2 separate regions of the Homo sapiens genome follow, and region 2 is linked to region 1. The links are chromatin loops, found by intact Hi-C in ENCODE. Cell type or tissue: dorsolateral prefrontal cortex. All regions are shown on one strand. Each heading gives the region's core, and the rest is flanking DNA. Links, peaks and the distances in the headings are about the cores only.

Region 1 (15,117 bases), core at 5,150-9,149:
GCTGGTCTTGAAGCCCTGGGCTCAAGTGATCCTCCAGCCTCAGCCTCCCAAAATGCTGGGATGACAGGCATGAGCCACTGTACCTGGCCTCCTTCTGTCTCATAAGGACACCTGTCATTGCATTTAGGGCCTATCCTAAGTTCAGAATGATCTCAAGGTCCTTCAGAGACATTGGCAAAGGCAGTATTTCCAGCTGGGGTCCCATTCACAGGTTCCAGGTGTGCGTGAATTTGGGGGGACATTATTCCACCCACTGCAATGCAGAATTCCAGCAAATTTTCCAGGAAATTTTCCAGCAAATTTTCAGGCAACGGTCATGGGCATAGGCAGCCGGCATGGAGGAATGGCCCCAACATTAGCAGTGTCTCCCTGAGAACCTGCTCTTGACGCTCCCTGGGAGGACCAGTTACAGGATGTTCTGTGAAATGCATTTCAAGGAAAGGTCAGACTTTACACACGAATACCCTGAATTTGTGTTTCAAATTCATGTGCTGTGTTCCCTGCAGTAAAACTTTCAGCTGAGCAGAAAATATTTTTCCAATGAACCATTTCCTAAAACAAGCCCGTAAGTGTAGTCTAAATGCCTCTGCAACGGCCACTGTGGCCATCAGTGGTGATTTAACTCTCGCATTGCAGATGGTCACTGATGGCCACACTGACAAATGGCCAGAAAGGCACCTGCAGGGGAGGGCAAGACTCTCCGCGGATGGTCGCGGAGGAGCCAGCACAGGTCGCAGAGGCCGCAGACGATGCCCGTCCCGGAGGCAGCTCATTGACACCCGCAGCCTTCACATCTGCTCCTCACGGGCATCACCCCTGCTCTGGGCTCAGGGGAGAGGCTTAGGCTGGCAATTGCCCACCTCCTCAGCAAAGGTTATGGGTATAAGAATTGCTGGGGTCCTGGTTGAGACTTCTTTACAGGCGACACTTCACCCCACAGTCTCTGCTCTTGCAACACTGGCCTGACAGTGTCTCCCGGGGACAGGCCAAGGCTCCCGGTAGGGCATCTGCCTGGAGAGGCCCCTCCCAGGGACTCTGCAGTGTGGAGCCGGGCAGAGCAGTGACGATGGGACCCACGGACGGGAGGTCAGCGCAGACTCGGGAGGCGGAGCTTTGACCACAGTGCTGCATCACTGCACAGCCTGTCTTTTGAGTCTCAAGGGAGCCGTGGTCAGGGGAGCTCAGTGCCCAGAACTGCACGAGGCCTTGGGGGACCTATTTCAGCCCCAGGCCAGGGAACGGAAATCATGACTCAGCTCTCCACTGTCCTATGTGCCCCCAGGAGGTGCCTCTGCTCCCACCCCCCACCCTAGAGTTGACTAATTAGTCGAAGCAGGAGCGGGGTCCTCTACCATCACTTTAGTACGACGTGGGCGTCTGCGTTTCTGAGGTCTGTTGCATCTACAGTCTGTAAATGCTGGGTGTCGGGAACAAAACCTACAATTCCCTCAAAGTGGTGAGTTTGGTGCCAACACATAGAGGAATGCAATCTGGAAGCTTCTTTCCAGTGCTGGGGACGGCTTTCATGACCAAGATGCCAAAAAACCTCAAGAGGAAGAGGTCCCTGGGGGAGGCCCCATGGAGAAAACCTCCTGTGTTGTGGTTTTCATTGTGTCTCCCCAAAGATGCTAAAGGCAGAACCCCAGGGCCTGTGAGTGTGACCTCATTTGGGAGGAGCGTCTCTGCAGATGATCAGGTTTGGACGAGGTCAGCAGGTGGGTCCTAAGCCAGTTACTGTTATCCTCATTAAAACTTTGGCAAAACAGACAGACGTGCATGGAGGAACAGTGATGAGAAGAGACACAGGGAGAAGACAACCATCTACAAGCCAAGGAGCACCCAAGGCCACCAGAGGCTGAAAAGGTGCAGAGAACAGATTGTCACTCACAGCCTATAAGGAAGCAGCCCGGCCCACGCTGTGATCTTGGATTTCCAGCCTCCAGAACCAAGAGAAAAAATTTCCGCTGTTTAAGCTGCCTGGACGGTGCGGTTTTGTTATGGCAGCCCCAGGTCACTCACGCCCATGTCTCGCTCTCAATAGCCTGGAGGTTGGAAAAGAGGTGAGGCTGGAGGAGGGGGTGAGGCTGGAGGAAGGTGTGAGGGTAGAGGAGGGGTGAGGCTGGAGGAGGAGTGAGGCTGGAAGAGAGGGTGAGGTTGGAGGAGGGAGTGAGGCTGGAGGAGGGAGTGAGGCTGGAGGAGGGAGTGAGGCTGGAGGAGGGGATGAGGTTGAAGGATGGGTGAGGCTGGAGGAGGTAGTGAGGTTGGAGGAGGGAGTGAGGCTGGAGGAGGGGGGGATGCTGGAGTGGGAGTTGAGGCTGGAGGAGGGAGTGAGGCTGGAATGGGGGGGGAGGCTGGAGTAGGGGGAGGCTGGAGTGGGAGTGAGGCTGGAGAGGGAAGTGAGGCTGGAGAGGGAGGTGAGGCTGGAGGAGGGAGTGAGTCTGGAGTGGAGGGGAGGCTGGAGTGGGAGTGAGTCGAGTAGGGGGAAGGCTGGAGTGGGAGTGAGGTTGGAGTGGGGAGGTGAGGCTGGAGGAGGGAGTGAGTCTGGAGGGGAGGCTGGAGTGGGAGTGAGGCTGGAGTGGGGGGAGGCTGGAGAGGGAGGTGAGGCTGGAGGAGGGAGTGAGGCTGGAGTGGGGGACAAACATCCTAGCTGGGTGCAGCGTCAGGTGCCGTTGCCCCTTGCATTCATTGTGATTCAGGGTCCACTCTTTGTGGCGGGTTCCACAAGTGGCAACAGGGACCTGGGTATCTAACACCGGCATCATGAGGCCCAGGCTTGGGATCTGTGCTGAGGCTCCAGGTATTATTTGGAGCTGTTGAGGGGCGAAGGAGATCAACTTGTACCCAGCAGCTCTCCCCTCCTCCTCATCTCTGCAGGTCAGTGCAATGATCAATTGTCTGGCAGTTCCACCCACTAAAGTCATAAAAGGTTAAAAAGTCATTAAGCATTTGCTATGTGTCCCTATCAAAGTCATCTTAATTTTGCCAAGACATGTAAGGTTCTCTCTGGGGAGACATGCTCTCAGGATTTGAGTGCCATCCCTCAGCAGAATAGCAGGTGCAAAGTTGTGTGTCAAAGCCCTGAGCAATGGGCTACGAATCGGCTCATCCCCCAGCTGGAGACTTTAAATTCCTGCCTTTGGAAGGTGGGCTCCCTCCAGGCAATAAGTGTGTCAGCTGTCACTCAGCATTATGTAATCTCCCTGCCAGGGGACATCCATGGGCATTGTGGATTGATGCTGTGTGCACCAGCGTGCCCACTGGAGATGCCCGATAATGCTCCTCATTTCTGCCCATTATGTCACTTACAGTTTGAGAAACAGGAGCTCAATATTGTTGGGATATTGATATTTTCCTGCATTGGCCAATCACACCTTCCATGGCTGCTAAAGACCTTTCTCTTCCTTTTTATACATCTGCTGAAAGCAAAGTCTTCAGCAATAAAGTGTTAATGTAACCCAGCGTCCTCTCCGGGTGACAGAGCGGAGCAGAGGACAGTTTCTAAACTCTCTGAATGAGCGTGCCCCTCATTCAGAGGGGCACAATATCTCCGTCCTCACCCTGGAGGTTCTGGTCATAATCTGGGGACACCATCTCTTCCCAGGCCTTTGCCAACACTTGTTCATCTGGTCTACCCACCTCCAGACTTTTCCCCTTTGAGGGAGATGGCCATGGTGGGGAGCCTGGTGAGGGGGCTACACAAGGAACAGGATGAGTGGCTTTGGTTTCTCCCTTAGGATGGGGGTGCTGACTCCTAGGAGAGAAGTGCAGGGGTCAGAACTCTCCACAGTTCAGCTGAAATATGCTCCTGGGCAAGTCCTTTGTCCTCCTCTCAGCTCTTCCTCTTCACCTGTTAGGAATTCTGTTGGAATATACATATATATATATATATAATATATATATATTTTTTTAAGATAGAGTTTCGCTATTGTTGCCCATGCTGGAGTGCAATGGCACGATCTCAGCTCACTGCAACCTCTGCCTCCCGGGTTCAAGCGATTCTCCTGCCTCAGCCTCCCAAGTAGCTGGGATTACAAGTGCCCACCACCAAGCCTGGCTATTTTATTATTTTTAGTAGAGACGGAGTTTTTCCCCATGTTGGCCAGGCTGGTCTTGAACTCCTGACCTCAGGTGATCCGCCTGCCTCCCAAAGTGCTGGGATTACAGGCTTGAGCCACTGGGCCCAGCCAAAAACCTTTAATAGTGTGAATTTGACCATCGTTCCCCCAGCACACACACCAGTTGCACTCGCAGAGGTAAGACCACTTCATTCTTGGGCGGAATCACTGCAGTTCTACAATTCATGTTTCGTGGCACGTGCATGTGTGTGCGTTTTGCTCTCAGCAAAGCACTGGAGACCTCGCACAAAACAAACAACTATTTTTATTTCACTTAGTATCATGAACACAATATCAGGAGTAAAAAACAGGTGCAATCGGGTCCCTGTGCCATTTATGCTTGTTGGAACACGGGCTTCTTTCTGTTCTGAGTTCGAAGTGGCTTCTGGTTTGATTGTAAAGCGTGGCCTTCAATGGCCCTAATGAGTTGGTGTTCCATTGATGTGCAGCCTCACGGAACACCCACCCATTGTGGGCCTATGAGACGTCTGCGCTCCTGAGGCATCACAAATTCTGTCTGCAAATGAAGCACTGAGGGGCCTGGGCGTGTGTATTTCATGGATCTCCTCTGCTCACTCCTTTGTCCCATTGGACCTCAATATTGTTAATTATTAAGAATTGCAGGACAGGCTGGGCACAGTGGCTCATGCCTGTAATCCCAGCACTTTGGGAGGCCAAGGCGGGTGGATCACCTGAGGTCAGGCAAAACCCTGTCTCTACTAAAAATACAAAAATTAGCTGGGCGTGGTGGCGGGCACCTGTAATCCCAGCTACTCAGGAGGCTGAGGCAGGAGAATTGCTTGAACCCAGGAGGTGGAGGTTGCAGTGAGCTGAGATCATGCCATTGCACTCCAGCCTGGGTGACAGAGCGAGACTCTGTCTCAAAAAAACCGAATTGCAGGTCAAGGACAGCGAGCCTCAGACCAAGCGCGGGGGCTTCTGAGGATTGGACAGATTCCACGCCTGTGCCGCCAGCCCAAGCCCCCACAGCGGAGGTTTGCACCACGAGGGCAAGGAGTTGGTGGGGCCTCTGCACATCCTGGTGCCCACACTTCCAAGAGAGCCTGAAGAGGGACCGGACATCCACTTTTCCCTGAAACAGTGATGTCCTCTCCCCAGGCCCCAAGCTCTGTGGGTCCGTCTTGTCTCCTGTCCTGTTCTCTCCTGTGATATCATTGATCCTTATGCTCAAGCCTCCCTCCCTCCGTATGCCCTGCTGCAAGAACCCCACCCCACCTCATGGCAGCCAGGTCTGGTCTGGGGGTGAAGCTCAGGATACACAGAACCTGGGCTATAGAATCTTGCCTGAGCCCACCCAGAGACTCGGAGCTGCCACACCAAGGGTGCCCAGAGACTCCCACAGGGAATACCTGGAGACCACGCCTCCTCCAGCACTGGGGCAGCACAGCCCAAAGTTCAGAGCCAGACAGGTCTGTTTGGGCAGGGCCAGCTATCCTGGGCCGGCCTCAGTGTGGGGCAAGGTTCAGAGGCAGAGATGCTCAGTGCTGGGCACATGGGCTTGGGGTCAGCCTGTCCGGGCCAGGACCAGCACCATCCCCACCGCTGGGAGGCCTCACACACACACCTCCACGTGCCCATCTGTGCCTGCCTCGTGCAGATGTTGTGAGGATCACAGGGAGCGTGGATGGAAGGACTTAGGCCAGCACCAGGTACATCACGCACACTCACGGCCCGAGGGCTGTCAGGAGGATCTTAGGGACAACCATCCCTCATACGGGGCAGACAGGGCAGAAGGAGCATCCAGACACAGGTCAGGAGCCTCTGGCAGCGGCACTGGTTATGAGGCAGCGTCACCGGGGAAGTCAGAGAAGGACCCAGCTCTGGGCCCCATCCAAGCCCCCAGGACCGGAAAGAGCAGTGGAAGCCCCCACGCTCCCGGAGATTCTGATGCAGCCCTCGGCCTCCTGTCCCTGCTCCACCTGCTCAGACCTGCCCCCTCCAGACGGAGCCCTGGGCCGCTGCCTCAGTCTGCTGGGGCTCCGTGGTCAGCCGCCAGCTGGGTCCCACCTGTCTGAGCCGCAATGGCACCCTTGAAGACAAAGCCGCCTGGGCTGATGTACCTGGTGCTGTCCTGGGTCCTTCCACCCCTGCTCCCTGTGATCCTCACAATGTCCGCACGAGGCAGGCACAGATGGGTGCATGGAGGCGCGTGTGTGAGGCCTCCCAGCCGCCAGCTGGGTCCTGCCTGCCTGAGCTGCAGTGGTGCCCGCTGGACACGAACCCTCCCTCTCAGCTCCTGCCGTGCCTCCTGCTCTGGCCCTCCAGTAGAACCTGCTCAAGACGCGGGAAGCGTATTCTGCCCCTCAGAGCCTGGCAACCCATCTTTCTGCTGCACGACAACTCCTTGCCCCAGTTTCTCGGCTCTGGGGACACCCATGGCCATTAAGAAGGGGGACAGTATAGGGGGAGCCGAGCTGTTTGGAGCAGCCGGGCAGCCGTTCACTCCGGCGGGAGACACCCTCCGTTGGCGTCCGTGGAGCCGGGCTGTGCTTCTGAGCTGGGCTGATGGCCTCACGCTCTGATTGCTGATGGATTCTATTTAAAACGGGACTGGAGGAGGGAAGTGGGAAGACGGATTGGGCCAGATGCTTGGGAGGGACCCAGCTCTGAAAGCAGAGAATGGGGTTTCCTTCTGAGTGGGTCCCTCCAGCCAGGGCCCAGCTGGCCTCTAGCAAGGGCGTCTGCAGCATCCCAGGCTGATGGCAAAGGGGACAGGGCACACCCAGGGTGCAATTAGGGCCCTTGGAGAAACTTCCCACAGGCATCTGGGTGGCTGCAGTGCCAAAAATGTACACTTTAGGAAGAGCCGTGGGATTCCGGGGGAGGAAACAGCCCGGGGTCAGCCTCCCGTGGCTGCTGGGAAAGTTAACACAAACTCAGTGGCTTAAAACAGCAGAAAGGTGTTGTCTTACAGTTCTGGAGGCTGGAACTCGGGGAAAAGGTGTCGGCAGGGTGGGTTCCTCCGGAGGGCTCTGCGGGAGAGTCCATCCAGGCTGCCGTCCACCCCTGGAGGCCGCCATCCTTGGGGTCCCTCGTCTCTGCCTCCATCGTGGTTGCAGTGTGGCCCTCCCAGGGCATCTGCCTCTGTCTCTCTCCTCTTCTGAGGACACCAGGCGTTTCACGCTTAGGGCCCACTGGATTCCAGTGTGACTGCATCTTAACTACTTCACCTACGAAGACCTTATTTCCAAATAAGCTCAGCCTGAGGTTCCAGGGATGAGAACTTCAGCAACACAGTTCAGTCTCCAACAGGGCCCTCCCACCAGGCCACAGCCTGTGGAAGGAGGGTTTCCTGGCCTGGTGGAGGGGAGCCCCAGGCTGCTCAGCTGAGCCGGGGAGGCTCACGGGCCCCGCCTGCTGGACAGTGTGTAGGGAAGCAGCGGATGCTTCTCTCCCTGCCCAGAGGATGACCAGTGAAAACGCAGGTGCCAGCACCCTCTGTGCCGTAACGGACTGGTCCACTCCCCTCACTTCCCTGTGCTGGTTACCCCATGACGGATGTTTGCCGAGAGCTTTGTCTGGCCCCTGTGACGGACGTTTACTGAGAGCTTTGTCTGGCTGGACCTTGAACTGGCTTCATTCCACGCTCAGTTTTGATCCCAGAAAACTCTGCTTGTCCCAGAATGCACACTGCTCTCAGCTCTAAGTAATGCTGCTTCCAGAGATCGGTGCATTTTTAGGGTGAGCTGTGTGAGTAATGGTGTGATTTCAGGTGCAGCAGTTCACATACAAGGGACACATTCTGGAGTGTGTGGCTCTGCTACAGCCTCTCAAATCATCTCTCTGACCTGTGAGGAAAACCAGGCTGGGCTTTAGATGCCTGGACACAAGTTGGCAAGATTAGGAGCCACTGAGTTTCTAAGCTGGGAGCGTTATCGGGCATCACCTCGACCATCTCTTGTTATTCACTCATTTACATTCATCCTTGTGTCCAATCACAGATACTCACTCATTCATCCTTGTGTCCAATCACAGATAGTCACTCAGTCATCCTTGTGTCCAATCACAAATATCGACGAGGGCTTACTCTGTGTTAGCACCAGGCTGTGCATGGGGGATGCTGTGGTGCCAGGCTGGTGAAGCGCCTCCATCACGGTGCCCATGGCCCCAAGAGAAAGGGCCTTGACTCACAGCTTCGAGTCCGAGGGTGGGGCAGAGCCAGGCAGGCTGTGTGAGAGCTCAGCTGGACGGGAACAGAAGGCCGCCCACGCTGGAGCCCTGAGCAAGGCCTGAAGGAGGAAGCAATCACTTTCACACATGGCATAGGCAGGGCTGGATCCTCACAGAACATTCCAGAACACACCTCCCGGGCCCCAGACCCATTTCCAGGGGCCCCAGTCTCTGCTCTTCGAAGGCCGACATCGGCATGTGTGTCTTCGTGTCCAGAGCCCAGTGCCCTGTGACCATAAACGTGGGCAAGCAACTGCTGTCCTGGGTGCTGACTCTGCGCCCAGCTCTCCTCATCACTGTGCACCACCCGGCATTCTAGCAATTAATTACTGAACCAGGAGGATGGAAGAGGCAGGAATTGGACTAAGCTAAGGGGAGGGACCTGGTGATGAGGACCAGGAGGGATGGAGGGGAGGCCCTCCAAGCCTGCAGGACGGCCCCCTGTGTTTATAGGCAGCACCTATTCAACAGGATGCTGACTCTCCTGCACTCTCTTCAGAAATCTCTGTGGCGAGGGTGATGATCTAGCCCCAACAGGCAGGGCTGGAGGCTGGATGGAGTTTCACTTTCTAGTGAGTGAGCCCTGAGATCAGATTGGGGGGACAGCTGCCCCTGCTTTGGATGTAGACGAGAGCCCCCTCTTTCTGAAATCTCAGACGTAGAGCTGTGTGCATGTAGAGGGCAAAGTGCACCCACAGCAGTGATCCAGGCCCCAGGCCCAGGCCCTCCACTTCCAGTGGCTTTTCATGTTAGGTCTGGGGCCTCCTGTCTGCAGCCAGGCCTGGCTTGCCCAGCAATTCAGAGAAGGCAGAGCAGGGCCCTGCCAAACCCCCTGGGATCTGCAGAGTCTGGAAGCTGGGCCTTGTGGGAGGAGGTGTGGCCTGGGGAGTGCTGCAGTGTCCTGAGGGTGGGGTCTGAGTTGGGGTGGGCCGGGCCATGACAGGGTCTCTCTGAGGCTGCCCAGGTCAGCTCTGTGGTGCCTGATGTCGGCGTCGGCCCCACATTGCCCACTGCAGTCCAGCTGTCTCCCGTAAAACTCCAAGCCCAGCACCTGTTCCTCCCACCTGCTCCTCTGGGAGCCTCTTTCTGTCTCCTGTGGCCTTTCACCCTGCCGCCCCAGGCTGGTGCTCTCCGGCTAGAAACAGAGAACTCCGGCTCCAAACTGACTTTCCCGGGAGGCCTTGGAGAACTGATGCCTCTCACCGCTGATATCAGCTCTGGAGGCAGAGAGAGGCCATCCTGAGAGGCACTGTACACCCTCCTGGGTCCTGTCCCCGTAAAGGGAACTTCCCTAGAAGCTGCTGATTTACAGGGATGGGGACCTGGGAGGGCGTAAGGCGCCCCTCGGAATGGCCGCAAACAGCCCCCCAAAGCCACCTGCACGATGGCCCTCACCCCACAGTCAGGACAGGATCCTGACCCCAGTAGTCAGCCCAGCCTGCAGTGCCCAGGATGAGCCAGTGGTGTTCCAGGGAGGAGAAAATCCATCTGAGGAACCTCCCAACCCAACTTTTAAAGGCCTCACCGAGCACTTCCTTCTCCCTCTTCCCAAATTGGAAAGCATCGGTGCAGGATGACCAACCCTCCTGATGATAGTTCGGAGAAAAATAAGATCCCAGCCCCAAAGGACAGCAAGTCCCCCGCGAGGCCGTTGCCTGTGGTGGGCGGTGGCAGGAATGCTGCACCTGCTTTAAAGAAGGGCCAGCCACCTGTTCAACCCCAGATCCCAGGAATTAGTGCCGCTGCATGGATCCGCATGGATTCCCCAGGCCTCTCCCACATCTGAGGCTCCCGGGTGGGTGAGTACACGCCCAGAAAGCCCCGTCATTCCTACAAACCCCCCGCCCCCCACCCACTGCCCCCAGGAGCAAAGAAGAGAGACCAAGATCCAGGGCACGGCTGCAGGACCTGAGCCCCTCTTTCAAGATGTAGAGATACCTGTGGGATATGAGGCAGGCAGGACCCTGTGCCACTTCTACCTGGGAGCACCATGCAGTGAGTCCAGGTCCTGGGAAGGGTGACAGGGTCATGCCCATACCGCAGGACACCCAGAGCACCCCTCCAGTGTGGCTGGCATCGGAGCCTGGGCCCAGCACGGTTTTCTCCCTGGCTCCTACTGTGAGCCCTGACTCAGGCCTCGGTCTGCAGAGTGTGAGCCTGAAGCTGGTGCCCAGAGGGCTGAGTACCTGACCCGAGTTGCACAGCTGGCTCTGGCAGACCAGGTGGGCCATTTCTGCCCCGTACATTTCCCTTCCCCCACCCGTCAAACACGTAACAGGGACACGCCACGGGACTGGGAGTCCACAGATAGACGAGGGTCTTGCAAACCAGAGTGTGCCAGCCAGAGTGAGGAAGTCTCATGACACGCGCATGGTGCTCTAGTTTTCTCATCTTCCCTGAAAAACTGCACCATGGGGATCTCTGACTTGGGATCCAATCTTAGTGCCACCTACACAGTAAGCCCGAAATTACTTAGACCAGCATGGCACAGCGGAGGCGCTACTGGCGGTAAGAGGCCTGACCTACTCTGGGACTCTGGGCGTCCTCTGGTGAGCTGGACCCTCTGAAGGACTCCAACCATGTGCCTGAGCACCAGGAGAGTTGTGGCAGGGAGCCCTTCTCATGGCAGGGCCCCCTCTGTGTGTCTGCTTCCCCCAGTTCTTCCCTGGAGGGACTCATCCTCAGCTAGGCTGCCACCTCCTCCAGGCAGGCTTCCCTGACCACCCTGCCTCAGGCTGTGCTTCCTGGGCCTCGGGGCTTCCTGGATGTCACTGCCTGGCTTCTGCCTGCCTCCCCCACCAGACAGTGGCTCCCTTAGAGCAGCACACAGAGGCCGTCTTCTCCTGCGCAGCTCAATGCTTTGTCCTGGACCGAACCCTCACTCACTGCGTGCCTCCCTTCCGTGAACTTTTGACAGGTGAACCCTTATTTGCTGGTCACTGTATGCTCAGCAGTGAGTGCTGTGCACAGTTGGTAATAAGCTCTAGGTAACCTGGGAGTGAATGAATGAGCAGGGGGATGAGTGGGACGGCCTCTAGAGAGGCACGCTGAGCCCTGGGGACGGTGCCTTGCGGGCGCCTTCTGGACAGGGACCTCCAGGGCCAGGGCGGGGGCTGGGAGAGGCTGCCCCACCCCGAACACTGCGCCGCATTCCTTCCCTCCCCAGTAAATAAGACGTTCGCTCCCACTCAGAGTGCTGCTTCCCAACTTGATTTATTGCCTTCTTATTACAAAGTCCTTCTAGAGGTATGGATTTTTTTTAATACAATTTACATTTTGGGGAAATGTTTCACTCTCCGGCCGCCTCCCCCTGAGTCTGAATGAGAGCTGCCCGTGGCTGCTCAGTCTCCCCCGCACCTGTGGCCAGGCAGGGAAAACCCGGCCTCGGGGGGCGGGGGCGCCCACTAGGCTGAGACACACACGGTGAGAGCTCACAGGCCAGGCCTACTCCCGCCAAGGCATCTGAGCCTCCCAGGGCAGGGTGTCCCGCTGGCTGGGCCTCTGGAGGCCCGGCCTGTGGGGGCTGAGCTACTCCTGCTGGGGCCAGGCTGGTCCCTGCCTTCCGCTGGGCCCCTGCCGCATGGGGTACCTCTGCCATCCCTGGAGCGGAGGGGAGCTCCGAGGAGGGCACGCTGTTGTCTGAATTCTCTCAGGTATCCCATCCCAGGCAGCGGGAAACTCATCACCGCCCTGGGAGAGGCTGGCAGGTATCGATCCCCATTTGCTAATAGAAAACACAGCTCAGAGGCGGAAAGTGACTCTCCAAAGTCCCCCAGTTCATAAAGGCTGGAATTAATAAGGCCAGATAGATAAAGGAACACTTAGAGGAGATCCCGGAGGTGCAGTTGCTCTGTAACCTGCAAAGCCCTTACCGACATTTAATTTTTATTAGTTGTATTAATATATGAGATACCGAAGGAAGACCTTTGTAAATTAGGTGCAGAACTAAAGTATTAGTTATGAATATACATGATAATAACAGAAATAGATGAGTTCACAGAGCTGTGAGCTGGGGGTCAAAGCCCAGGCCCTGGTCACTCAGCCTGCTCAAACCTTTTGGTGGCCTCAGCCACTGGCCCTTCCTTTTTCCTCCTGGGCCTTAGTGGACTGACTTTTTCCAGCTTGCTTTGCAGATCTTACTTGGCTGGTGAATGCGAACAAGGAGTCAGTGCCATCCCCAACCCTGACCCCTAAGTCTCACCAGGAGCTTTCAGCTCCGTCTCTTTCCATCTGCTGGCTGAGCCCCGAGAACTCCAGGGATGGCGAGGAGCCCGGGCTGCATGGGAAGGAGGTTGGCCCTCGGGATGACCAACCAGGGGTGGACGACACTGCCCCTGCAGTGATCCAACATGGTCAGAAGCCTGTGCTTTGTTAAAGCTCTTGAAATCTGGGGCTGGCTGATGGATCCGGGTGCTTACTCTGATTATAGAGATTATGACCTTGAAGTTCAGGGCTGCTGTGCAAATAAAGAAAAACAGAAAAGCAACAACAAAACAAATACATACGGCATTGACTTTGGCAGGAGAAGTGAGGGAAGGAGGAAGGAGAGGCCAGACAGCGCCCTGATGCCCTGGAGGTCAGTTTCTGGCTGTTACAACAAATTACTCCAGATGTGGTGGCTTAAAACCTCAGAAAATGTATTCTCTTACAGTTCTGGAAGAGAGAAACCCAAAATTAGTCCTATGGGGCTGAAATCCAGGCATCGGCAGTGCTGGCTCCTTCCGGAGCCTCCAGGAGGATCTGTGCCTCACATCTCACAGTCTCTGTGCCTGCTACCATTCCTGGGCTCCTGGCCGCATCGCCTGCATCTCTGCCTCCATCTATGCATTTGAGATTCCACCTAAAGAGAGTCTGTGCAGTGTTTGTCTTTCTGCATCTGCTTATTTCACTCAGCATAATGTCCCCCAGGTTCATTTATGTTGTTGCAAATAGCAGATTTTCCTTCTTTTCTCTTTTTTTCTCTTTCTTTCCTCTTTTTTTTTTTTTTATAGCGTTTTACTTTGTCACCCAGGCTGGAATGCAGTGGCATGATCTCAGCTTACTTCAACCTCCGCCTCCGAGGTTCAAGTGATTCTCCTGCCTCAGCCTCCTGAGTAGTTGGGATTACAGGCACCTGCCACCACACCCAGCTCATTTTTGTATTTTTAGTAGAGACGGGGTTTCACCATGTTGTCCAGGCTGGTCTCAAACTCCTGACCTCAGGTGATCCGCCTGCTTCAGCCTCTCAAAGTGCTGGGATTACAGGCGTGAGCCACTGCGCTTGGCTAATTTTTGTATTTTTAGTAGAGACAGGGTTTCACCATGTTGGTCAGGCTGATCTTCAACTCCTGACCTCAGGTGATCCACCCATCTCAGCCTTCCAAAGTGCTGGGATTACTTGCGTGAGCCACTGTGCCTGGCCTTTCCTTCTATTTTTAAGACTGAAAAGTACTCCACTGTGCATCTATAACACAGTTTTTAAGTCCACCTGTCAGCAGACACTTAGGCTGTTTCCACGTGTATTATTTTTAATAGCACAGCGATGCATACGGGCCTGCAGGTGTGTCTTAGAGGCATTCGTTAAACATCAGCAACCCTTGGCTTCCAACCTTGCACTGAGGAGTGTGTGAAGACTTTCCAGTCCCGGGACTCTGAGTGTGTATGAGAGGACAAGGTAAGAAGAGGAAATTCCCAGGAGTGAAGCAGGGTGCAGCAATCACCCACAGGGCGGCTCCGGTCACACAGCAGGACGGGGCTCCTCTCAGAGCTGCTCACCCAGGTCGGGAGCTGTGGCAGTCCACCCGGCAGGATTCTAGGACTGCCTGGAGCCCGTGGGTGTTGCGTGTCTCTCCCTCGGTCCTCCAGTGAGTGGTGCTTTCTGTGTGCTTTGTTGGTGATGTATGTCTTTTATTGTTGCTAAACATAAGGGACATAGTTTACCCAGGGGCCCCAGCATGACAAGCATTGTACTAGTGGCTTGTGTTTTCTCATTGAAACCTGATACTTTTTTTATCCTTACTTTCTTGGAGTTGAAACTCAAGTATAAAGATGCTAAGTATGCTGTCCACACAGTACTTGGCTAAGTCAGCACAGAACAAAAACGTGGAACCCATTTTCCTGACTTCAGACTAACTCTTTTTCTTCTGTATCCTGTTCTTCTCCACCCCAAGCCAGCCATGGTTATCATTGGAAAATTCTTCTTCTTTTAAAATAGTGATCAGAGTACATTTCTGCTGTAACACAATGGATCAGAGAGATTTCTATTCCATTTCCAAGTAAAGCCAAATACAAACAACAAAAGGAATAAAACATAAAGAGGAAAAAAAGCACATCCAATGAGACCAGAGACAACCGTAACCATAAACCTTGGATTGTGATGAAAAGTGTCCAACACAATGGTATCTGGGCAAAGTGTGAAAGGCGGTGAGAAATACCTGCAAAATGTTATGGATCTCAGCAAAGAGACCAAACTCTCCAAGAGCTCAGAGAAGTCTCGCCCATGACCTCTTGGCCAGGACAATGTCCTTGCATGCTGCTCTGGATCAGAGTGAAGGCCACCCAGGCAAACGGCACAGACATGCACCTGTGCAGGTGGGTCACAGTGGGGTGTGCAGTGGCCACATCCCTTTGTCACAGCTGAGCAGAGTCACAAAGGAGAGAGATTCAGGCCAAAAGCAAGAAGCGAAGGCTAAGGCAGAGTTGTAACTGCCTGAACAGGTATTGAAGTCATATCCCATTCCACAGAGAGCTGCTCAGCAAAGCCTGGAAGACCTATTGCTTTAACTCTTTCCTGTCTGCACTGAGAATACTCACCAGTGGTGCTTGTGGCTGC
Region 2 (15,117 bases), core at 7,378-11,377, 160 kb after region 1:
ACAGACATGAAAGAGAAGCTGCTTTATAATTGCACGTAAACAACATTTAGGAGGAGGCAGAACTAAACTAGGCGTTCGAGATCAGGACACTGCTGACCTACATGGGAGGTGCCATCTGGGAAGGAGGAAGACGAGCCATTGGGGGCTGGAAATGGTCACTCCCATTCAGCCGTTACATGGGTGTGTTTCCTCCCAGAAATTCATCCGGCCAGGACCTATTATCAAGGCCTAGGAATGGGTCATTCCATTGACTGCGTTATTCTTGGGTTAAATATTTTCACACAAAATAATCAGAGGCCCCAAAAGCTCCTCAAACCTACCTCACTCCACTCTCCACACGGTCCACCTCTTGTTTACGATACCTCTCAAAAATCTAACCTGCAGGTAAAATGAAAAACATCGCAAAGCTTCTAGAAAGAAACAGGAGGAAATCAAGATGGCTTTGTGCTTGGTGATGAGTTTTTAGATATGACACTGAAAACACAGACCTTGAAGGCAAAAAAGCCTTAGACTTTATTCAGATGAAACCTCTGCTCTGTGAACGATGCTGGGAGGATGCTGAAGACAAGCTGCACGCTGGGAGGAAACATTTGCAAAACACATCTCTGGTAAAGAGCTTGTACCAAAATATACAAAGAATTCTTGAAATTCAACAATAAGGGAACAACCCAGTTAAAAAGTGGGCCAAAGAACTGAAGACATGCCTCACGGAAGAATATATACAGAGGGCAAATAAGCACACAAAGGAATCCTCAGGATCAGTGGTCATTAAGATATTGCCAATTTAAACAGTAATGTGATCCCACTGCACACCTATTAGAATGGTTCACAGCTGAAACCCTGACAACACCCAATGCAGGCAAGAAGGCAGAGCCAGGCGACCTCTGGTCCATTGCTGGAGCACTAGCAAAATGGCACAGCCATTCAGGAAGAGAGCTTGACAGTTTCTTGGGAAGTTAAATATAGTCTCACCATATGATCCACCAATCACACTCCCACATATTTATCCAACTGATTTGAATACTTATGTCTACACAAAAACCTACATGCAAATATTTATAGCCATTTTATCCATAATCTCCAAAAACTGAAAGCAACCAAAATGTCATTCAAAAGGTAACTAGATAAACAAATGACGGTCCTTTCACACAACGGAACATAATTAGTGACAGAGATGAGCTACCAAGCCATGCAGAGAGAGGAAGGAATCACCAATGCTTGCACCTTGAGTGCATATTTTTCATGTGAAAAAAGTCAGTCCAAAAATGGCTACTCACACTCTGTGATAACAATATTTTCAAGCATGTGAGAAAAGGCAAAACTATAGAGATAGTAAAAAGACCAGCGGTCACCAGAGATTGGAAGGGGAGGGAGGAGGGCTGGACAATGAAACAGCAAGGACTCTTAGGGCAGTGAAACTATTCTGCATGATGCTGTCATGGGGGAGCATATGACACTGTGCATTTGTTATAACAGGTTTGGATCATAATTCCCAAAAGATGCAATCCCAAACTCCATAATCTTGAATGTTGAAATCCCAAAAGATCAAAATCTCTAAACGAAAGTTGGGAAAATTTAATAGGGAACACTCAAGTCACTGTTTATCAGGTCACAGAACAATTTCAAAAGAGGAGCAGCAATACCATATAGAAAATTAACGTAGGCCGGGCACAGTGGCTCATGCCTGTGATCTCAACACTGTGGGAGGCCGAGGCGGGTGGATCGCTTGAGCTCAGGAGTTCAAGACCAGCCTGGCCAAACATGGTGAAACCCCGTCTCTACTAAAAATACAAAAATTAGTCAGGTGTGGTGGTGGCGCCTGTAATCCCAGCTACTCGGGAGGCTGAGTCAGGAGAAGAATCGCTTGAACCCGAGAGGTGGAGGTTGCAGTGAGCCAAGATCAAGTCACTGCATTCCAACCTGGTGGACAGAATGAGACTCTGTCTCAGAATAAAAAAAAAAAAAAGAATGTGAACTTTCTTGGCAGAGAGAGTCATATCCTGAGAGGGAAAAAAAGCAGCTTTTCATTTATCATGCAAGACTCCAAAATATAGTTAATGGTCGTGAACAAGGGCCAGCTCTTATGGACACCTTCGTGCAATTGCCTGTAATCCATCCCTGTAATATACGTTTCATACGTCAAATTTTGTTTTTAGTTTTATTTTAACTTATTTAGTTTGTTTTTACTATTTTAAGTGGTCAGATTTTTTTTCTTACAATTTCCTGTGCTATGAATTTTATCATTTCCGCATCATTTCCAATACTGGAGGTGTAAATTGTGCTGAGACTTTACAGTTCTAATTATTTTATGCCTTTTTTTTTTTTGCAAATTTGACTCTACAAAAGCACATTATCATAATATTGACATTTTCTATAAGTATTGCCCACGTACGTACAAACTTTGAAACTTCCTCAGTAAATGGAGAGATGTCTTTTTTGTACATCCGCATGTATGAAAAATGAAATTTCTTGGGATCTCGGCTCTTTGGTCACCATCATGGTGACCCGTCACGGTTTTTGACAGAACTTCTCAAAATACTTAGGTTGTTCCTTGCAGTATCTCAGATGACTGCAGTTAGTGAGCTGGGTGCTAACAATTACCAGCCATTGTGGTATGTGTTTATACATTTCCCTTTTCCACCAGTTTCTTTTCTTTCCTTTTTTTTAAAGATGAGGTTTCACTCTGTCACTCAGGCTGGAGTGCAGTGGCGTGATCCTAGCTCAATGGATCCTCCTGCCTCAGCTTCCCGAGTGGCTGGATGGCAGGTGTGAGCCACCTGTCCTGTTTCCATCACAGACACAGCTCATCTTTTCTTTCTTTATTTTTGAAGGGGAGTCTTGCTCTGTCTCCCAGGCTGGAGTGCAGTGGTGCAATCTTGGCTCACTGCAAGCTCCACTTCCTGGGTTCACACCATTGTCCTGCCTCAGCCTCCCGAGTAGTTGGGACTACAGGCACCCGCCACCACGCCCGGCTAATTTTTTTGTATTTTTAGTAGAGACAGGTTTTGCCATGTTGGCCAAGCTGGTCTTGAACTCCTGACTTTGTGATCCACCCTCCTCGGCCTCCCAAAGTGCTGGAATGACAGGCATGAGCCACCATACCCGGCCAGCTCATCTTCTTATAACTGTTATGGCCATGTGTCTGTCCTTAGTTTACTGAGTGTTTATGCTTGCAAAAATACGTATGTGATTATTGCCTATTTTATTTTGTAAAGTGGCCTATAAAGGCCACTTTTTGATTCCACTTTTAAGTGGAATGGATTGTTTTAGATTCCACTTATAAGTGAGAAAATGTGGCTGGGAGTGGTGGCTCACGCCTGTAATCACAGCACTTTGGGAGGCCAAGGTGGACAGATCACAAGGACAGGAGATCAAGACCATCCTGGCTAACGTGGTGAAACCCCATCTCTACTAAAAATACAAAAAATTAGCCAGGCGTGGTGGCGGACACCTGTAGTCCCAGCTACTTGGGAGGCTGAGGCAGAAGAATGGCGTGAACCCAGGAGGCGGAGCTTGCAGTGAGCTGAGATTGCACCACTGCACTCCAGCCTGGGTGACAGAGCGAGACTCTGCCTCAAAAAAATAAAAAAATAAAAAATAAGTGAGAAAATGTGGTATTTGTCCTTCTGTGCCTGGCTTTTTTCATTTAGCCTAATGTCTTCCAGATCAATCCATGTTGTCACAAAATACAGAACACTTCTCTTTTAAGGCTTAATAGTATTCTATTTTATGTGTCTGTGTGTGTATATATATAAAATATATGTGTGTGTGTCTATATATGTGTGTCTATATATTATATGTGTGTATATATAATATGTGTGTATATATTATATATGTGTGTATGTGTGTATATATAAATATGTGTGTATATATAAAATATGTGTGTATATATATGTGTGTATATATTATATATGTGTTATATAAAATATGTGTATATGTGTATATATATGTATATATAATATATGTGTATATATAATATATGTATATATAATATATATGTGTATATATAATATATGTATATATAATATATATGTGTATATATATGTATATATGTGTATATATAATATATATATGTGTGTGTATATATGTGTGTATATATAATCTCTATGTGTATATATGTGTGTGTGTCTATATATTATATGTGTGTATATATGTGTGTATATATTATATATGTGTGTATATATGTGTGTATATATGTGTGTATGTGTGTATATATAAAATATGTGTGTATATATAATATATATGTGTGTATATATTATATATGTGTTATATATAATATATGTGTGTATATGTGTATATATATGTATATATAATATATATGTATATATAATATATGTATATATAATATATATGTGTATATATAATATATGTATATAATATATATGTGTATATATAATATATATGTGTGTATGTCTGTATATATGTGTGTATATATAAATAATCTTTATGTGTATATATATGTGTGTGTGTGTGTATATATATATATAAAACGTTTCTTAATCCATTCATTCATTGAGAAACTCTTAGGTTGACTCCATAACTTGTCTATTGTAAATAATGCTGCCAAAACAAAACATAACAACAACAAAAATAGACAAATGGGATTATATCAAACTATAAGGCTTCTGCACAGCCACAGAAACAATTAACAGTCAAAAGACAACCTGTGGATAGGGAGAAAATATTTGCAAGCTGTACATCTAAATACGGGGTTAATACCCAAAATGTATAAGGGACTCAAACAACTCAATAGCAAGAAAATAAATGAACCAATTTTAAAAACTGGCTTGGGATCCAATAGACATTTCTTAAAAGCCAACATACCAATGGCCAACACATATATGAAAACATGCTCAATATCACTAATCATTTAGGAAAAGTAACTTAAAATCACAATGAGATATCCACTCACACCTGTCAGAATGACACTATTATCAAAAGGATGAAGGACGCTGAGTGTTGGCGAGGCCATGCAGTAGAGGGGGCCCTGTACTAAACTGTAATAACTACACAGTTGGTGGGAATGTAAATTAGCACAGCTCTTATGGACGACTGTATGGAGCTTCCTCAAAAACCTAAAAATAGAACTACGGTATGATCCAGCAATCTTACTTTTAGTGTGTATCCGAAGGAGTTGAAATCAGCATGTCAAATAAATATATGCCTCTCTGAATCTCCGGCACATGCAGAACCCCAAGCCGGACCTGGGAACCTGGGCCCAGAGGATGCAGGCTCAGCCCTGCCCTCCAGGAGTTTCAGATAAAGGGAGATGGGGCACATTCAGGGACATCCCACCACAGGGTGGACCCCACAGAGGGCTGCCCAGAGGGGCCAGGGCTGGGGAGCCTGGGAGCGGGAAACCCACAGGGTCCCTGGTCTCACTCAGTGGTGCCCAGAACAACTGAAACCCCATGACTACCCAGGCCACCTGCCCTTGCATGTAAGCCTTGCTGAGTGACCAGCCAGAAAAGCCACAGGTGGAAAGGACCTTGCCAGCCCCAAGGCTGTGAGTCTGGAGGAAACTCAAATCCCTTGTCCGTAGTGAGGCAGGAGCAGGTGCTGCTTCAGGGACAGGGCTTAGGACCTGTGGTCAGTGAGCCCCTCCTCCCTCCTGGGACCTTGCTCTCAACCAGCCAGACCCCTGGGGCCTCAGCCTGGCTCACAAGTGGCGGCTCCTGCACCCCCATCCCCTGCCTGGCTCACTGTCCCCTCCTTGCCAGTGGGCTGCTGTTTTTGAGCCTTTGCCTGGGAGAGACTTCCTTCCAGAGGCCTCCCTCCCTCATCTGCTAGGCGGCCCTGCCCTCCCTGCAGACCAGCCCTCACTATAACTGTGTCCCCCCAGAGGGTGGCTCTGTGAGGATAGGACAGGCGCTGAGTGGACGTCACATGGTGACCCAGACACAGGGATCCCTCAGCAGACAGCAGAGAGGAAAGAAGGCTGGGCTGAGCCCCATCTCTCGGGAACATCTCAGGGAGGGCACACGCTGGGTGCTGATAAGCTCCAAAAAGGCTCACGGTGGCTCCAGCACCCAGCCTGGGACATGGGGTCGCAGATGGCAGGGCAGGTGTGGGGTAAGCGGGGAGCTGTTTGGGATTCCCTGGAACTGAGTTGAGGCTCCCTTGGGTCTGTGATGTTTGCAGCAGGAGAGTGACATCCCCGAGAAGGAGAGAGGTTGGCCCTCGGGTGTGTGGTGAAGGGGCCTGAAGAATGTAGCAAACGCTGTCAGCCCCACCCCATGACACCCCCATTTTGTTTACACTTTCAGGGGATCCTTGGCCTGTCTGTTTGTACTGCTACAATAAAATATCACAGACCGGGTAATTTTTATTTATTTATTTATTTTTATTTTATTCATTTTTTTGAGGCAGAGTCTTGCTCTGTTGCTGAGGCTGGAGTGCAGTGGCGCAACCTCCGCCTCCTGGGTTCAAGCGATTCTTCTGCCTCAGCCTCCCGAGCAGCTGAGATTACAGGTGCCCACCACCACGCCGGGCTAATTTTTGTATTTTTAGTAGAGACGGGGTTTCGCCATGTTGGCCAGGCTGGTCTCCAACTCCTGACTTCAGGTGATCCACCCGCCTCGGCCTCCCAAAGTGCTGGGATTCCAGGTGTGAGCCACCGCGCCCAGCCAATTTTTAATAAACAGAAATGTATTAGGTCACGAAAGCCCCACCTCACAGGACTGCCACATTGGGGGTCGGGTTTCCAACTCAGGCTTTTGCGGGGACTCCTTCAAACCACCGCAGCCCCCAAAGGCCCTTCATGCTCCTGCTGTCCATGCTCCAGGGTGAGAAGTTGGGGAGCAGAGTGAGAAGGGAAAGGAACCCAGGACTAAATCCCGGGGGCGGGGGGTCATGGGCACCGTCGCCATTAGCTCGGCCACACTCAGCCTTAACGGAACCCACAGCCCGCACGGCTGACACAACGGCCCTGAGTCTGCACAGCCCTGGAGGCTGGGAGTCCGAGAGTAAGGTGTCGGCAGGGCTGGTGCCTGGGGAGGCCTCTTCCTGGAGGGCATGTGGCCACCTTCTCACGGTGTCTTCACACAGCAGAGACGGAGCCCTCTGTGGCCTCTTCTCATGAGGCCACCAGTCCTGTGGGATCAGGCCCTCCCTCCTACAACCTCATTTAACCCTAATCACCTCCTCACAGGCCCCATCTCCAAATACGGTCACACTGGGGGCTAGGGCTTCAACCTATGAATTTGGGCCACATAATTCAGTCCATAGCAGGCTGCAGAGGGCAGGAGGGGGCTGCAGATGTCCGCTGAGGAGGGTCCTCCTGCAGACCACCCAGGGGGAAGTTTGGGGAGAGTTCAGGGGGTCAAGGGGACCATCAGCCCTGTATTGGGAGGGACCTGGGAGCTAAGCTGTATGGCCACCCCACGTCCCATATCTTCCCAGCACAAAATGTGCCCTGCCGAGTTGATTTGCTCAGCTCACTCTTTATTTTGAAACGACGTCAAGCATGAAGAAGAGTTGCACAAATAATGCCAATAACTCCGGTGCCGCCTTCATGGGGGTTATGGTGGTTCCAGTGCACTCCACATGTCCCCCCTCTCTCTGTCCCTCTCTCTCGTGTACACACACACTGTTTCCTGATCCAAGAGTGAACCACCCTTAAATTCTTCCCAGTGTGAAGATAAAAATTTCCAAAAATCAGGAAATCCTGTCTCTTAACCAAGGCACAGTTAGCACCTTGGGACGTCCCACATGGCCCCGGGCTCTCTTCTGACCTGTGGTCCATGGTGGAGCCACGCCACGCCCCAAAGGAGGCCAGGAAGACGATGCCATGGCCCGACTGGGACCCAGGCCCTGGGCTGCTGTCCCTTCCTGGCTGTTATCTGCTTGATTATTTGCGATTTCTAGATATTTTCACAACATCAAAAAATTGTATTAATCATTTACATTCCCCACCCCATCTTTTCCAAAAATCCAGGCCACAGACGGGCCACCCTCATGGTCACGGCCTGGAGGCCCCTTGCAGATGCAGAGTTCCAGGCCCCCGCAGGCTCAGGGAACGGGAGGTTCTGGGGTCAGGGCCCCCGGCTCGGTGTTTTATGAGACTTCCTGTTGATTCTCCAGCGCAGGGAATTTTGAGAACCACCGGCTTCGCCTGCACTTTGGTCTGAAGCTTGATGTTGGTTTAACCAGGGTGTTGTGAACTGTGCTCATGACCGATGTCCCTGGAAGTATCTTAATGGAGCTAGCAGGGCCTGACTTGTACCTGGAACCTTCAAGTTCCCTTATCTGGAGCAAGGTCCACAAGCCGGCCACGCCCCAGCCCCAGGACGGCCCAAGGGCTCAGCAAGACGGCCGCTGTCAGTTCCAGAGAGACTTGTCCTCTGGGTCCCCTCTGTTTCAAACCTTTCATCCTTGGACACTTGGCGAGTTTTATGAACAGACAGTGCATTTCATTGCCGGGATTATTATTTTTTTAATTTTGAAATTAAGAATCCAAGATTCCTCTACATATTTTATGAAAAGCTCTGTCTTCCATTTAATGAGCTCTGTGTGACTAATCAGAAAATAAAACGTATAAAGTAGAATGATTTAGCCTGTAAAATGAGAAATGAAGAAAAAGAGTAGCACATTAAACTTAGATGGGCTAGGTTTTCCTGGAGTTGACCTTGGAGATGGTTTGGGGCGAGGGAAGCTTTGGGGAGGGCAAAAGGTGGCCGGCCAGGAGCAGTGGGGCATGTCCAGAGGTGGACACCTGGAAGGCGTGGTCCTGCTGGCCGGGAGCTGGCCAGTACCCGCAGCCCTGCAGCCTCCAAGAGTGGGGCAGGAGGTGACAGGCCATAGGCACCTTGGGGGTTTCACTTATGGGTCCATCCCGTTGTCAAATGTGCACAGCTGTCCCACCCAGGAGGGAATTCCAGGGATGGGCAGAGTCTCCGTGCTTCCACCCCAAAAGTGTGCCCTCTAGTGGAAGAGAGTGGGTGGAGACATATTCGAAAGAGTCGACCAAGCTGTTGGCCACCGTATTTGTTGATGGTTGGCTTAGCTTTAAAGGCTCCGGCGCTGAGCTCCCAGCTGTTCAGGTTGCAGTCTTTAATTATTTGATCTGGAGCAGAGTTCCCTTTTGAAATGCAAATTTCCTGGAGCTGAGATCTTGCCGAGCCGCCATCCTGCATCCTGAGGACTGTGTACCCCAGAGGGAGGCCTGTCTGAGAGCGCAGAGGAAGTGGGGAACCCAGAGGCCGGAGGCATCCTGGCCACAGCCCTGGGCTGGAGCCTCTCTCTTCCTCCCACCCCTGCCCTCTGTTCTCAGTGCCTGGCATTTTAAATGGCTGCATAACTGTGAAGACTGTATTTACATAAATGGCCAATAAACATATGAAAAGATGTTCAAACTCAATAGTAATCAAAGACATGCAAATTAAAGCAACAGAGATTGATACCTTTCTCTGTTTAGCAAATTGGCAAAGATTAAAAAGAACGATAATCCCTGATTTGGGTACCAGTGTGGGAATAGTTGGGCACTCTCCTCTCCAGCTGGTGGGCTTGTCAAAAGCTTCCGCTTTCCTGGAGGGGGATTTAGCAACCTGCAGCACATGCTAAAATGCAGAGACTTTTTATGCCTCTTCACCTAACAACGCCGCTGCCGAGGGTTTATCATAAAGAAATGATTCAGTGAGATGGCAAGGGTGATACGCTGGAGAAATCGCAGCATCAGTCATCACAACAAGAAGGGGGCCCATAAATGTGAGCAAGAGGAGGACACGCCATTCTTGGAGGGCCTCCGACTCTGACATACCCTAAAGAACAGGGCACATTGCTATTATCGACATGGAACAATGGCTTAGTACTACAGGATTCAGGAAGAGAGCAGGGTCCAGAGCCCTCTACATAGAACTCCCAATTCATACAAGTGTGAGCGGGGTGACTGCTATGTGCCTAAAAAATTATAGGTGCTGAAGCTTCCAGCAGACATAAGCCAACTAAGCTTTTTGCCCACAAGAAGCAAGTACAGAAAGACAATGTATTAATCTCCAGCGGCCACCGTAACACGTTACCACAGACCGGAAGACCTGACACCAGAGGTCCTGTGTCCGGCGACGGGCAGGGCCTTGCTCTCGCTGAAGGCTGTGGGCAGGATCTTTCTTCCTCTCACAGCTCCTGGTGGCTGCAGGCCTTTCTTGGCATGTGGCTGCACCACTCCAATCTCTGTCTCCGTCATCACGCCTCCTTCTAGGAGGCTGATTTTCCAAATTTTCCTCTTCGTGTAACGACACCAGTCCTTGGATTTAGGAACCACCCTAATCCAGAATGAATGCATCTTCACTTCATCACATCTGCAAATGCTCTATTTCCAAAGAAGGTCCCATTCACAGGCACTGGGGGTCAGGACTTGGACGTATCTTTTGGGGGATGGAATTTAACCCACACTCGACGGTCATTATGGGTAAAAGCCGTCCTGCTACGCACCCAGCCCTGCATGCGGAAAATCCCTTTAGCCTCCAGAGCAAACCCATGAGCAACGCAGCACTGCAGCCCCACTTCACAGACGGGAGGTTCCAGGACTCACCCAACGCTGGGGCCCACAGTGGGCAGGTGGGTCGGGGTCCTAACCCCCAGTCCCCGGGGACCCCAGAGCTCAGAGCGGCCCTGAAGACATCCTCAGGCTGCTGTGTGGCTTCGGGAGGGTGCGATTTGGAGGTGAGGATGCCCCCATCCCCACCATGCATCTCTCCTCCCCCTCCCCAAGCATGGCCCCTTACTGCTCCTAGAGATAACCGATCTCTGTCATTTTCTGGCCATAAATTCCTTGTTTTTCTTTTCAGTTTCACTGCCACGTCTACATCCCTGAAAAGCAAAGCACAGTTTAGTCTCTGTGAACTTTATACAAATGGAAGCATATTTCATTACCCTTTTGCTGCCTGCCTTCCTCCACTCAGCATCACAGGTTTGGGGATTCATCCTGCTTTTCGTAGATCTGGGGTTCCTTCCTTCCTGTCACTGAACTTACGACAGTCCATTGATTCGTTTTGCTGCTGAAGTGGCTTTGGCTTGCTCCCATTGGGGGCTGAAATGAGACCTGCTGCTGAGGCCGCTGTGCTGTGGGTCCCGCAGGATGGGGGTGAGATGCTGGGGTGCACCCCAGGTCGGGGGGGTCCCATCCGCACCATGAGCACAGCCCTCTCCTCCCTAGAAAAGGTCAGACTGGTTCCCAATGGGGCTGCATCGGGCTTAACTCAATTTTCCCCTCTGCACTTTATAGAACGCTTACACATTCGAACATGTATTGTTTAAATAATTAGATTATTTTGGAATGGTGTAAGCCAGTGGGAGAGAGACAGCAGCGTGGTCTCGTGTTGGAAAGCTTGGGCCTGGCATCCAGGCAGACAGCCACCGTCCCGTCCCTGCAGGACTCTGGGCCTGGGGTCCTCACCGGGGATTCAATGAACCGCTTCCATTACAGGGCTCAGCCGGGCCTGGTGTGAGTTCAGTACTGGGTGCAGGCTTGCTATGATTGCTGTTGTTATCAAAACAAAACCACTTTCATTTGGGAAAAATATTAAAGCCACGACAAAGGGCGGATGGACAGAGGCCTGTACACAGGGCTCCACGTTCTGCATAGGGTCCCAGGCATGCACCTTTTCCCCAGCACAGTGGCGCACGTCGGAGCCACCGCCTTGGGCTCCAGAACTGTGTGTCTTGCTCTGTCCCAACCCCCAGTGTGTGTGAATTCTGCCTGCACGGGGCCAGCCTCTTAAGAGAGAACTGTGCCCTCTCATCTCAGTGACCCAGAGCCAGCCTAGGACAGAAGCCACCCAGTGAATTAAGCTGCTCAAGCCACATCGTCCCAGCCAGGTCCACGTGTCAGAAACCAACTGTGAAGACTGGGACCCAGTTTCAGCTCAGGACTCAGTGAAGAGCCCGTGCTCCTGGGTCCCCGCCATCTCCATGGCAGCAACGTTGGCGACTGTGGCCCCTCTTTCACAAACCCACTGTTGGGGCTGAACTGCACCCCTAAAGTCCACGTGTGGAAGCCCTAACCTCCAATGCCTCAGAAAGAGGCTGTATTCAGAGAGAAGGCCTTTATAGAAGTGACGAGGTTAAAAGGAAGTTATCGGGCAGGCCCTAATCCAACAGGACCCGGGAAGAAGAGTCATTATAGAAGAGAAGAGAACGCAGACAGGCACAGAGGGACGCCCAAGAGAGGACTCAGGGAGAAGACGCCACCTTAAACCCGAGGAGAGGCCTCAGGAGGAACCGGCCCTGGCCACACACCTCGATCTGGAACTTCCAGCCTGCAGAGCCTGCGAGAACCAATGTCTGTTGTGTTTGCCGCCGGTGTGGGTTGTGATGCTTTGTTTCAGGAGTCTGGGCCGGCCCGCAAACCTGCACTGCGTCTCCTTCAAGCTCAGTCTAACTCTCAGTAAACTCATTCTGCTTTGGCTCAAAAAGGTTGATTTTTTTCCTATTTTCTTCTTTCTTTTGCTCCTCAAATCCCAGTGGGTCCCTGCAGCTACTCGGTCACTCAGGCCAATGTGGGGCTTTGCCACCAGCCCCTGTCCCCTCGGGTGAAGGTGTGAGCTGCACCGGCTACGTGAAAGCTCTGGGGTGTAAAGACCCAGTCCCCGCACAGTCCGGGCAGCCTGGCTGCAGAACCGCCGGTGCTCCGCGCCGCTGCAGGGCTCCGTGAGACCAGGGCACCTCTCGAAACCTGTTTCTCCTTCTCAAACACAGGGATCTGAGGGAGGCCTGCTTGGAAGGGTGTCATAGGGTTTAAGTGAAATGAGCAACAAGTCCAGCCACGCTGTGCGTGCCAGCAGGGCCAGGCAGGCAGGACGGGATCTCCTCTGTTGCCTTAGAGGCGAGAAGGGAAGGCGGTGGGTACCGTGGCCCCGGCTGTGCGTCTTGCAGGGCTCGACAGCAAGGGCTGAATGGGGCCAGCCCGGACTCGCGGGATCAGTGGGAACTATGGAGCCAGGCTCTCTGCTGACGTTTGGTTAAATTTCAAGTAAGTTGCTCAGAGTTTTGCAAAGTCCAAGGTCACACGAAAATAAAGGCAAATGGTCCATTTTATGATTTTACATCAGTTACTCACACGTGGGAAGCAGGCACCTCGCCGCGGAAATGGATGGATTAATCTCCCGTGTGTAGGTTCCTGGCTCAGGGAGCGGCTCCCTTTATCTGTCTTTCATGGGCTTTGCGTCCCTGGTGGGCTGGTGTCCCTGGCAATGTCTCAGGGACCAGGCTTCCAGGACATTCAACAAGCACGTGTTAGCCCCACGCCCTGCCGCCATGCCGGTCCCAGCTCTGCCTGCCTCCCCACTTCTGCCCTCGCCTCCCCAAAGGCCGACGACCCCACAGCAGCCAGGGGAGCTGCATCTTCTGGGTCACAGCATGTCCTTCTCTGCTCAGACCGTGCAGTGGCCCTGCTCCTGGAAGAACAGCAGAGTCCCTCAGGGCCTGAACCCTCCAGAGTCTCCACTCCCATCGCTCTCTGACCCTACCTCCTGCCACTCCTCCCTAGGGCCCTGCATCCCTCCACTTCCCTCTCCTCCTGTGCCTGGAGCATGAAGAAGGCCCACTGCCGAGGCCTCTGCAGCTGCGGCCACCTCCTTCCCCAGCTGCACGGGCTGCGGCCACCTCCTTCCCCAGCTGCACTCAGGGCTCTTCCTCGCCTCCTTCAGGTCTTTGCTTAAACACCCATAACCTGTGTGGCCTTCCCTGGCCTCCCACTGGAAACAGAATCCTTGATCCAGCACCCCCAAACCCAGCACTCCACCCTGACACCCCTCCTGGCCCGTTTCACTTTTCCCCATGGTGCCTCTTGCGTCTAACATAGTTTACACGGTAACTTCAGGAAAGGGCTTGTTTGGGTCTGTGTAATGAGTGCTACATCCTTGGTACCCATAACAGGCACGGGAAGGGCAGCTCTGGGTTCTCACCTCCCGAATCCCGAGCTCCGTGAGACCCTGCTCGGGTAGCTTCACCTCCCTGGGACGCAGAAGAGCTTGTTAGAAATTTGCTGCGCCGTGAACCACCGTGACAGTGTGCTGTCTCTCCTCTCCTGATGCCAGTGAAAACCAGGAGAATAAAAAGCTGGGAACAGCAGCCACCCGCAGTGAGGGGCATTTCTTACTCTGGACTTTAATATACTTGTAAAATCAAAATGCTAAGGGGTCACAATTAGATAGGGGCAGAGAAGCCAGGGTCACTTCCACAGGCCTCAAGAGAATCAGCCACACTCACTTGGTTTCCAAAGCAGCTGGCTCACCCTGGGAACCGGAACCAACAGCTGTACGTGTGAAAAAACAGAAAGAGGTGTGTGCACAGGCTACAGGGGACTCCCGAAAACCAGTGACACCACGAAGCGCCACGAAGCTGGCAGGGAGCAAAGAATGCATGACCTGCCATCTTTACAGGAGACAGTGGGTCCCATATGTGATGGAAACAAGGATTCATGTGGACAGGAAGCAGCTTTGAACTACTGATACAACATGTGGAGGCTAAGACCAGACCGATGTCATATGGAACACAACATGTCTGTCCACACAGACACAGACGCACACCCTGTATCACTCAGTGCTTAACTGGCAGCCAGAGAGAAGATGTGGATGTGCCGACCACGTACATACTTTGGCCCCTTCTCCGCACGGTCTTTCTGCAGATACCTGGCCTGAAAATAGCTCTCCTCATTCAAACACAAGTAAAAATAACAAGAAAAAATAGGAATAATGTAGAGGAGGAAACTAAAAATATATTACAGAAAAATTTGGTCAGGGAGAGGACTGAAAAATATTATGAAGAAAAAATAGCATCACATGGATTTAAAGATGATGGTTTTTTTTTTAAGTTATAATAAGTCAGGAAATAAAAGCCTTAAAAGCAGAGACACAAGAGCTCATGGAGGCAATAATAAAACAGAAGAAAAGTATAAAAATAATTTGGCAGACCTTGGGAGGAAATGACAAAGATCAAGAAAGCCATCACAGAGAAGGCTATATTTGAAGCATCATAAGGCTGGAACAGCCATACCCAGGGGAAAATAGGCTTAAAAAACTTGAGCAAATGAAATAATTTTAGTTTTTAAATATAAGAAAAATACAATAGCAATAAAAGACAAGGAAGATTTCCAAAATATATATAACGGTTAGCCCTGAA

The links. Peaks named below come from ENCODE experiments on the same cell type or tissue, not always from the same donor. Only the 100,000 strongest peaks of a DNase experiment are listed, where the experiment ranks them.
Region 2: a loop joins it to region 1, with 2.3 times the contacts of the local background. A loop is called at or near these places in 1 of 110 quality-filtered maps.

Annotation. Positions count from the first base shown.
Region 1 is chr22:48,936,357-48,951,473 of GRCh38, reverse strand. No RefSeq gene overlaps it. Among named protein-coding and RNA genes, the nearest start is that of LINC01310, 77 kb to the right of the region's middle. RefSeq lists silencers at 5,403-5,697, 9,251-9,451 and enhancers at 5,403-5,697, 10,556-10,725. In dorsolateral prefrontal cortex, for the core only: CTCF peaks have their summits at 7,302 and 7,501; DNase peaks (open chromatin) are centred at 7,503, 8,283 and 8,453; H3K27ac peaks cover 2,663 bases.
Region 2 is chr22:48,777,034-48,792,150 of GRCh38, reverse strand. It overlaps MIR4535 (microRNA 4535), which reads right to left and starts at 11,856; the gene lies at 11,798-11,856. In dorsolateral prefrontal cortex, for the core only: a CTCF peak has its summit at 8,895 (motif pointing left); no DNase peak of the experiment used is centred there.